Regions from separate parts of the Homo sapiens genome. Here region 1 is linked to region 2. The links are chromatin loops, found by intact Hi-C in ENCODE. Cell type or tissue: IMR-90. All regions are shown on one strand. Links, peaks and the distances in the headings refer to the core of each region. The heading gives the core; the rest is flanking DNA. Region 1 overlaps PTPN12 (protein tyrosine phosphatase non-receptor type 12). Region 2 overlaps CCDC146 (coiled-coil domain containing 146).

Region 1 (5,387 bases), core at 116-5,115, 290 kb after region 2:
ATAAGAATTAAGAAAGGAGTCTCAATGATTCATTAGATGTAGGTAGTAAAGAAGAAAAGAGTATAGTGTTATGACTCGCAAAATATCTAGCTTGGTATCTGTCACCCAAGCTAGAGAATACCATTTGGTAGAGTAAGGAGTGAGGGAGGAGAAACAAGTAGAGGAGACCAAACAACATTGTAGGAGGAAGTTTCAGGGGGAGAAGAGGATAAATTTAATTTTCAACATGTTAAAACTGCGGTGCCTCTGAGACATCCAGTAGAAATGTAGAGCTCAAGATTTCTGACAGGACGGAGTTAAAGATGTAGGCATCATAATATAAGCATGTAGGAGATAGTCGACAGCATGGGAGTGAATGAGCTTATTCCAACAAACTTATAGAGTGACCAGCTTTAGGTTGAAGAACATCAGTCTTAAAATAACAGCCAAAAGAAGGATATACTAGTGATTGTTCCTGAGAAGGTGTGGTCAAGGAGGAGGGAGGAGAACCAGAGATGTCAGAAAAGCCAGGGAGAGTTTCAAGAAAGGAGTTATTACCAGAGTCAAATAATGCTGGGAGGACCGGTAAGGTGAGGTTGAGAAAGTACCTATTCCATTTGGCACATAGGAGTGCTTTGGTGACTAGAAAAAACAGTTTGGGTTGGGGTATGGGAAGAAGCTAGATTATAGGGTGAAGGGTGGGTTTAGTGTCTTTCCATTTTTTTTAACATTTTGAAAGTAGATGGTAGGAGCTAGAGGAAGATTGGTTGAAGGAGAGTGTGCCCCTTCCACTGCCTTTTTTTTTTTTTTTTAAAGAGAGAACTAGAGAATATTTTTCTTATTATTTCTTGTCTATGTGTATATCCTCTTTAGCCTGGGAAGATCTTATGTTGCAGTCTTGATAAATATAAAAATTTTAATCATTTGTTTATTCAGTGTTGTAGCTTATAGGTTTAAAAAAACTAATAATAGCTTTATTGAGATATAAGTACCTACCATAAGATTTATTCATTTAAAGTCTATGATTCACTAGTTTTTTATTACATTGATGAAGTTATGCAACAATAACCATAATCAATTTTAGGACATTTTCTTCACTTTCTGTACCCATTAGCAGTCACTCCCCGCCTTCCCATAAGCCCCAGGCAACCACAAATCTACCTTCTGTTTCCATAGATTTAAGTATTCTGGACATTTTATATAAATGGAATCATACAATATGTGGTGTTTTGTGACTGACTCCACCTAACATGATGATTTCAAGTTTCATCCATGTTATAGTATTGATCCGTAGTACTTTTGGCCTTTTTATGGCTGAATAATATTCTATTGTATAGATACCACATTTTGTTTATCCATTCATCGTGTTGATGGGTATTTGAATTGTTTCCACTTTTTGGCTAATGTGAATAATGCAGCTATGAACATTTGTGTACAAGTTTCTGTGTGGACACATTTTCAGGTCTCTTGGGTATATATCTAAGTGTGGAATTGCTCAGTCACGTGGTAACACTATGTTTAACATTTTGCGGAACTGCCAGACTGTTATCCAAAGCTGCTGCACATATTACATTCCAATCAGGAATATATGAGGGTTCCAGTTCCTCTACATCTTCACCGATACTTGTTGCTGTCTTTTTGATTATAGGCATCCTACTGGGTGTGAAGTGGTATCTTCTTGTGGTTAGCTTGTAAGATTTTGTGTGTCTTAATTTGTCTTTCAAAGCTAGAGTGATAGGAAATATTTTCCAGTCCTTGCATTTGAGCTAATCTTAGTGCTTACCCAGTGCCACTGGTTTAGTTATGGTTTTCTTATCCATCCTTTGATGAGTATTCACCTAAACATATTTACATCAACTAACTTCAGAAGTGGAAGTGAACTTTTAAGTAACTCTCCAGACATGGTTCACTGAGACAGTAAACTAAAAATTTACTTTAAGCATTCTCAAGAATGTTTTACTTTATTTACTTTCAAAATATATTAACTTTTTTCCATCAATATTTGATATTTAACTTGGAAAAAGGATTTTTAAAGGATGAAACTGAAAGTAAGACATTAACATTTAGGTGGCTGTAGGTTTTTTGTTCATATGTTAAATACTTCTGTGTTTCTGTAGCACTGAGTTCATTAGATTCATAAATATTTACATTTCTGTCTTCCCCAGACTGAACGCCTCCCAGGCTAGAGACTGGGACTTAATTATCCCTGTATCCCCATTGCTTAATATAGTGCTTGGCATTTAATAGGCACTAATGTCCATTGCATGTGCAGACATTGTAGACAAACTTAATGCTGTAAGACAGATTTATTCTTCAGGTGAATTCTTCAGTGGTCCAAGGGTTTGTCTTCTAGACGATCATGAGAACTGCTTCTTCCCCTCCTACACAGATGTGCTCACATAACTCGTTGTATTTTCAGTATCCACTGAAAAAGAAAATACAAGATAAGAGCTACATTGAATTCAAATATTTTAAATAAATATGATTTTATTAGCTGCAGTTTCTTAAGGTAACTTCTGTATTTGTGCATCCCACACCCAATGGATCATACTTTGTTGACATTGTCTTAGAGTATTAATAAAATGTCTTTTAAACTTTTGGCTTTGGACTTAATAAAATCAAGATATCATGTCATCGGTATCTCTTCAAAAATAGTGAATTTGTGGGTATTTAGAGAGTGATTACAAGTGATATCTGTTGTTCTCTACTTGCCTCTAGTTTCTTTCCTCATCCAGTCCATTCAACACATCATACTCACTTTCAAGTGGCAGCATCTGTAGGCTAATGGAAACCATACTGGTTGTACAATCAGGAGATGTGGGCTGCACTGGAAGCATGGTTTAATTTTTATTATTAAAAATATAAGTTAAAAAAACTCATTGCTCCCTTTGATGACCATTACAATTATTGGAAATTTTAAATGTGTATTTTGAAAGTCAATTCAAAACATATGATCCAAGTGCTGCTCCTTTTTCAAACTGTAATTATGTCTGTCTCTCTTTCCAGAGAGATTTGATTCCCTGATTTTTCCCTTCTCAGCTCCCTCCAATTTTAAATATATATATATAGTTTTTTTTAATAATTAAAAAAAAATACTTCACCTGGAAGTTTTCATCCAATTTTGTAACTTTGGTCCTAGTTGAGAATCACAGGCCTATAGGATAAAGTCTGTACTTCTTAGCCTGGCATTCCAGAACCTTCTTAACATAATGTCACAGTACCTTTCCAGTGTTAAACTTCTATACTCTGGTATGTATCCTCTCTTCTTTTTGAAGGAAGCTATTCCTGGTCCTTGAGCATACCTACTAAATGAATGAAATCTTGCTTATCTGTGGTTGTACTGTTGAACATACTTTTTCCCTCAGAAAGCTTCCCTTTTATTTTATTTTATTTTATTTTTTTGAGACAAAGTCTTGCTTTGTTGCCAGGCTGGAGTGCAGTGGCACCATCTCAGCTCACTGCAACCTCCGCCTCCTGGGTTCAAGCAATTCTGCTGCCTCGGTCTCCTGAGTAGCTGGGATTACGGGCGCCCGTGACCACACACAGCTACTTTTTTTATTTTTAGTAGAGATGGGGTTTCACCATGTTGGCCAGGATGGTCTCCCCTTTTATTTTATAAACCAGTACTTGGAAGATGAGAAAGCTAAAAATTTAAAATGACTTCACCATGTTCACCAAAAACTCAGAAGCAAAAATGTGATTAATTCTCACCTTCTAGAATAAATATTTTAGCACAGTTAATCTTAAAGCACTTTTTCTCCTTTGTAAAGTTTGATCTTTAATATCACAAGAAAAAAAGCCTTTCATTAGATTTGAGTTGAAAACTTGATAAGGTAAATCAGGTGATATGCAATTTCTAAACCACTAGTCTTTTCCAAATATGAGTTGAACTCCTCTTCCAGCATTTTATATTTCCTGTAGTATTTAAGTTTCTTTAGATTCATGCAGTCAAACCTTGACAATTATCTCCTTCCTTCTGAAATCACACAAAAATCTTGTTTGCATTTGTACAGTATTGTAGGGTCTGTAGCTGGCCTATGGCAGATATAAGAAGCAAACAGTAGTTGCTCCCTAAAAGTTTTTTTTGGAGAAAGTGGAGTGTGGACTGTATTAGTCCATTTTCACACTGCTATGAAGAACTGCCCGAGACTGGGTAATTTATAAAGGAAAGAGGTTTAATTGACTCACAGTTCAGCATGGCTGGGGAGGCCTCAGGAAACTTACGATTGTGGTGGAAGGTGAAGGGGAAGCAAGGCACCTTCTTCACAAGGTGGCAGGAAGGAGAATGAACATGGGAGGAACTACCAAACATTTGTAAAACCATCAGATCTTGTGAGAACTCACTATCAGGAGAATAGCATGGGGGATTATAATTACATAGGGATTATAATTCAAGATGAGATTTGGTGGGGACACAAAGCCTAGTCATATCGTGGACCATGATAATCTCAGAGGCTTTGGGAAGTGTGCTAATATCTACATTTCCTGTAATAACTTTTATATCTAATCGGCATTTAAAAAGCTATTTTAACAACATTTGAGTGACTGTCCTGATAGGCTCTGAAGGAATGCAAAGATTTGTCTCTGTCATCCATCCATGGTCTCTGTCATCCATCCATGGTCTCTATCATTTATCCATTCATACAGAAGGTATTTATGGAGATACCTGAGTGCCCACTATGCCCTAGGTACTGTGTTTTTGAATTGACAGTTGAAAACATGGCAGTACTCTGTTCAGGAAGTTTACTAACTGAACAGACCTGTGAGAAGCAGCGGGACTTTTCCTGGGGGCAGTGGGTGGGCTTCAGGGGAATCTTTGAACCCTTTTAAATTATATATAATATTTTTTGTGTGTAAGCCCATTTTAGGGGGAAGAAAGTTCATAGCTCTTAGTTTCTCAAGGAGTTTGGGTCCCTTAGACTAGTGGAAAGATAAGGAGTTTAGGAGCTATACAGTCATTAATTTCTATCCTGGCCCTGCTGTGATTCTGAGCAGATTATCTAGAGAAGTTGGGGCTCTAATACCTACCTGGAAAGAACAAGATAATATATGTAAAGTTTCTAACATAGTATATAGAAGGTAGTCAAAGGAATTTGAGATGACATACTGCTCCAGTGGAAGTATATTCGGAATATAAGCCAGAGAGACAGGAGAGCCTAAATCTGTCTGAATAGATCATGGACAGTTTCCACAAAGATGCTACATTTGAGCTGGTTTTTGAAGGAAGAGTTTGTCAGGTGAACTAGGTGAGTAAAAGGCAACAACACTTTCAAAGACTTGGAGATAAACAGAGATAGAACTGTGGGTTTTAGATGGGAAGAACAGGGTCAGTGTGTATAAAATAAGAAAATCTTATGTACCCAAATAATAGGATTTCCAAAGGAATATCAGCTTAAATGCTATTATGA
Region 2 (5,387 bases), core at 329-5,328:
AAGCTCAATGAGCCCCAAACAGGGTAAACTCAAAGAAATATGTTCCAAATGCATCACAGTAAAACTTGAAAATTAAAAATGAAGAAAAAATCTTGAAAGAAGCAAGAAACGGGCTTCAAGAATGACGCTCATGTTTATAATTTTGAAAATTAAGTGAATTGAAATGCCATTACCAAAAGAAGGAATAGAAAAACAGTAGGTTTCAGATGGGAAGATAATGAGTTTTAATTTGATGGGCCTTTGATATACACAACTGGAATTGCCCAGTAAGAAATTAAACATAAAAATTTGGAGCTCCAGGGAAATTCTGAACTGGAAATAAGGATGTTTAACGCATCACTGTAACTGGCACTGTGGAAACGGTATACAGAATAAGAAAAGGAGAAGTTAGGCTTCAGCTAGACTATGCAATAAGAACAAATCTTAAAATCTCAGCAGAAGAACTCAATGGAATTTTGTTTCTCACTCATAGCACAGTCCAGTGCAAGTCATGCAGCCACGTCTGTCCTTAGCTTTGCCAGCGGGAGCACGTGCCTTCCAAGTTCAACATGGCTGGGGAAGACATTTGTTACTTACTTCCACTCACCTTCCTTGGGCAAATTAGTCCAATGGCTCCAATCCAAATGCAAGGGAGACTGTGAAATATAGTCCCCCTGTGTGTCCAGGAAGGGAAAATGGTGCAGCAAACAATGCCAATGTGTCTGTCACAAGGGCCAAAGGCAGATCCTTATAAACTTAGCCAATGACAGGATAGAAGTGTAGACAAGGTGTGCCCACCTGGACTGCTTATGAGTTCATGCCACAATTTTAATAGCTTGTAGTGGAAACAAAAGTGAAAATAATTGTCCTCAAATACCCATACCTAATAACCACTTAGACTTGGCTCCTGGTCTAAATCTGCCCTTCACCTGAAATATCCATTCAGTCTCTTATGTATCCATGTCCCTATCACATCTGGATCTCTGTCAAGTTTCCTCTGGCTCTAGCATTCGTTATACCTCAGGAATGCAATTGTCACACAAAACTGAAACTGAGCTCTTCAAATAACCCTTCTTCACACCTTTGAACAACTGTGGACTCTTCTGTGATTTCTGTGAGGGTTTTCTGCAATCTGGATGTAGAAGAATGTGGTGCAATAGGTCATTCTGAGTGACGATCTATTTCCATATGCATGCCCGTATCTCATTCAGCACATACATTATTTTAAATAATGAAGATGGGGACAAAACTAATTCTAGTTCCATTTATTCATATTAATTTTTACTGGATGGCAACTATACGCAGGTACTTTTTAAGACAATGATGATGCAGTGGTAAACTGGGAGCTAGGTTTTCTAGTGGGGAGATGTGTAATATAATGTCAGGTCATGATGAATACTGTATAGAAAAGTAAAGCAAAACAAGGAAAGAGTTTTGAGGACTATTGGTACTGTTTTAGATAGATGGCCAGGCACCTCTATGAGAAGATGATATCGGTACAGGTCTGCATGAAGCAAGAAGTGAGCTATGCAAAGATCTGTGGCGAGAGCATACCAGCTGGAGGGATCAGATAGGGCAAAGGCCCTGAGGTAGAATCAAGCTTGGCAAGAAAGCCAGTGTGACTGGTGACAGAGAGTGGCAGGCTGTGAGACTAGAGAGGCTGATGAGGCAGGGCCATGTAGGTTTGGGAAAGGAGTTCAAATTTTGGTCCAGGTGTGATGGGAATTTATCAAGCAGGGAAGTGAAGTGATCTTATTTACATGTTAAAAAATCACTGTGGTATGGGTGGAGAATTGACTTTAATGGGCAAAGGTGGATGCAGGCAAAGTAGGAGATCGATTGGGAGGCTGTAGCAGGAATCCAGGCAGGCACCCGCCCATTCCAAGTAACATAAAGGAGAAAAAGCCCAGAGCCTGCTGGGAAGGACCCTGTGTCCCGAGGCCCGTGGTCCCCAACATTTATAATGTGCTGAGATAACTCCTCTAAGTGGGTTGTGTTCACAAAGTTGGGTGGGAGTCCTGGGGAGGAGGAAGCACCCCAATGCACCTGTGATTCAGGAAAGGTGTCATAAAGAATGGACACCAGGTTGCCTGGCCGACAAGCATGGGAATGACATTCTGGGATGAGAAGATAGAAAGTTGTTATTACAGAAAGAGCTTATTTCTTTGTACTTTTTCAAACTTGATTTTTTTTTTTTGCAGCTTAAAGGAAGAAAAAATCATCATAGTAAAAGAATTTGAGAAGATAACAAAGCCAGGAGTAAGTCTTAGATGATATAGAGTTTCTTAAATACAGCTGGATTCAATCATCCCTTTTTATAAATATTAATGTTTATCACAACCACCATAGCCTGAAACATTTTAAAGACTCTAAAGTCTTAACTGTGAATGATGCTGAAAAGACTAGCTACATAACTTCTGGAGTAAATATAAGTGATGCCTATTATAGACTTTAGCAACTTGGCATCTAATTTAGGCTGTATTTAGTTGGACAATATCTGCTTTGTTTTCAGAAGAAAAAAAAGATTCTGTGGTTGACACTAAAAATATTATTTTGCTATAGCTATCACCCTCATAGCTCTCTGAACATCTCAAGTTATTACAACAAATTTTTACAAAGAAAATGTATCACTTATCTATTCCTGCCTAACAAATCATCCCAGAACTTAGTGGCTTAAAACAACAACCATTTCATTTTTTCACAGTTCCGAATATTCTGGTCTGAGCTGGCCGAATTGGGGCTGGGTAATCTAGGATAGCTCCATTCATATACCAGCCATTTGGTAGGCTACTTGGTCTAAGGTCACATGTCACTAGTTGGTCACATGATGGTGGAAGGGTTTCCAGACTCAATAAAGAGCAAACTCCAATATGTAAGACCTTTTTGGGCCTCTGCTAAAATCATTTTTGGTAATACCCCATTGGCCAATGCAAGTATTATAACATGGGCAAGTCTAGAATCAAGTTGGCCCTACCTCTTAATGGGAAGAAGGATCAAGACAATGCAAAGGGACATGCATACCCTGCAGATAGGAGGAATTCGTGGCCACTTTTTACAATCTATTATAGAACGTAAATAGAATGGTCACCATACTTTGCACTCCTTCCACCTTCTGATAATCCAAAAGTGTGTTGGTGGTGGTTTAATTCCAAGGCCAGCTCACAATAAAACCTGTTTAGCATAGAGTAAAATACTATTAATTCAAATAAGTATGCCAAACCATCATTTACAATACAGATTTTATGGGAGAAACATTTTGAATTTTCATTCAGATCCTAGGATCACCAATGATGCTCTCACCCAGCAGTGGTGGGAGGAGGGAGCTATGCAGAAAGCCCAGGGCAGGCTAAATAGACCCAGCACTTCGTCATTAGTAAGAGTAACGTGTAGACCTTCTGAGTGTAAGAAGCCTTCTCTCCCATAAGTCAAACCCTCCCCAGGTAATCAGACATGAGACAAAGATCTTTGATGATTCTGGGGTAGATGGTATTTGGGGAGGATGTGCATGAGCTAGAGAAGTAATATCAATAAGAAAGTGGGGGATTAAGGAGTGCAAAGTGTTGGGTATCCAAATATGAACACCTTTGTCTTTAGTTCCCATGTGACTCAGGTTAACCATAAGTCAGATATTCAAAGATTATTGGCATCTGATTTTGTCAGATCACAAAGCTACTAGAAAACAGACTGTACATTTTTTTTCATGCTTCTTGGTATGAAATAAAAATTGACACATAAAATGAAACGTTTTTAAATGTAGGAGGATAGAAAAGAGCACTAATAAAATAATTCAAATATAATGTTGTGTTTAATTATACATGCAGTATCATTATCATGCCTTTGTTAAAGATGTCAGAAATCATAAGTTGCATTTAGCTTTATGAGAAATCATTTAACCTTGTGAGAAATCATTCATGAACTTCAAAACAAATATAATCAAAATGGTGGGTGAAATTAGTTTTAGTTCAGTTTTTAGGTAGATAAATGTTTGCTCAGACTATATAACCTAATCATCTTCACGACTTTTAAAGGAAATGGAGAAGAAGATGAAAATATTGAGAGAAAGCACTGAAGAATTACGTAAAGAAATAATGCAGAAGAAATTAGAAATTAAAAATTTACGAGAAGATTTGGCATCTAAACAAAAGCAATTATTAAAAGAGCAGAAGGAACTAGAAGAATTGTTGGGACATCAGGTCGTCCTAAAGGTGTGCTACTTACCGTTGATATTTAAACATTGTGCCTTGCATGGATATAAAAGTGTGTGGGTATCAAGAGTAACCAGCAGGTTGGATAAAGAGGGGTATTGTCTCACAAACTGAAATATCTGCATTGCGATTGATCCTATCAAACTAAATCTAGGCTCTGGGAATGCACAAAAGACCTTAGGGTGTTTGGGAGTATCACTCGATAATTCGGAGCCCTCACCCTGCGGAAAAGGTCTCTCCTGACCTCACCAAACATTTCTGGACATTAGAAACAAGTGTCACAAACACAATTGTTTCCTTGAAGAACAACCATGGCCAGGCACAGTGGCTCACACCTGTAATCCCAGCACTTTGTGAGGCCAAGGCGGTGGATCACCTGAGGTTAGGAGTTCGAGACCAGCCTGGCCAACATGGTGAAACCCTGTCTCTACTAAAAATACAAAAATTAGCCGGGTGTGTGATGGTGGATGCCTCTAATCCCAGCTACTTGGGAGGCTGAGGCAGGAGAATTGCTTGAACCCGGGAGGTGGAGATTGCAGTGAGCTGAGATCGCGCCACTGCACTCTAGCCTGGGTGACAGAGTGAGACTCCCTCTCAAAAACAACAACAACAACAAAACGCACACACACACACACCTACACACATACCAAAACAACCAAATGTCCTAACCTCTCACATATATTTGTATTACCTTATCCTTGTCGGAGTGCATTCCACTTCCTCTCAGTAGAAAAGGGATGAGAGGCCTGTATTTATGTTTTAGGAGATAATGAATTAAAATTCATTTTACTTTGAAAAATGTATAAATGACTCTCAAAACAGTTTTAATAACCTAGAGTTGTTTTAAAAACAACATCTGAAACTCATTGGCTTAGGGGATAATGGTGATACACTTTGACCTGTTTTTCTATAACAGTCCTAGAGCAGACAGCCAAGATGTGCCCAGCTACTGTCCAGAACATAGGACCCTAGCAGAGATGGATTTAACAGGAACCCAGTGAAGCTTAAGCTTCAGGCCCCTCACTTGCATGAACCTCTTCCAAGATGCTGCACCTAAGTTAGCATTTGTAATTGTTTACTCTTTCTGTTAACGAGGGCCCCCAAGATTGTACAAGTTTCAGCCCCACAAAATTTGATCTGCCCCAGGACTGAGCAAGATCCCACAGAGAAATGTCTCGCCCACCACACTGCAGTGACGGATTC

Evidence for each region. Hi-C counts contacts between places; a loop is a spot of excess contacts. Peaks named below come from ENCODE experiments on the same cell type or tissue, not always from the same donor. Only the 100,000 strongest peaks of a DNase experiment are listed, where the experiment ranks them.
Region 1: a loop joins it to region 2, with 3 times the contacts of the local background. A loop is called at or near these places in 2 of 110 quality-filtered maps.

Annotation. Positions count from the first base shown.
Region 1 is chr7:77,542,570-77,547,956 of GRCh38, forward strand. The region is part of intron 1 of PTPN12 (protein tyrosine phosphatase non-receptor type 12); the gene reads left to right. Among named protein-coding and RNA genes, the nearest start is that of PTPN12, 8.0 kb to the left of the region's middle. In IMR-90, for the core only: no CTCF peak of the experiment used is centred there; no DNase peak of the experiment used is centred there; H3K4me3 peaks cover 278 bases; H3K27ac peaks cover 140 bases.
Region 2 is chr7:77,252,326-77,257,712 of GRCh38, forward strand. CCDC146 (coiled-coil domain containing 146) reads left to right here. Exons shown (of 19, transcript NM_020879.3): 5 at 2,181-2,238; 6 at 4,008-4,184. It overlaps LOC102723791 (a long non-coding RNA gene), which reads right to left. Exons shown (of 6, transcript XR_927688.3): 4 at 4,876-4,930; 5 at 3,073-3,150; 6 at 478-552. Among named protein-coding and RNA genes, the nearest start is that of CCDC146-AS1, 6.3 kb to the left of the region's middle. In IMR-90, for the core only: no CTCF peak of the experiment used is centred there; a DNase peak (open chromatin) is centred at 2,266; H3K27ac peaks cover 2,450 bases.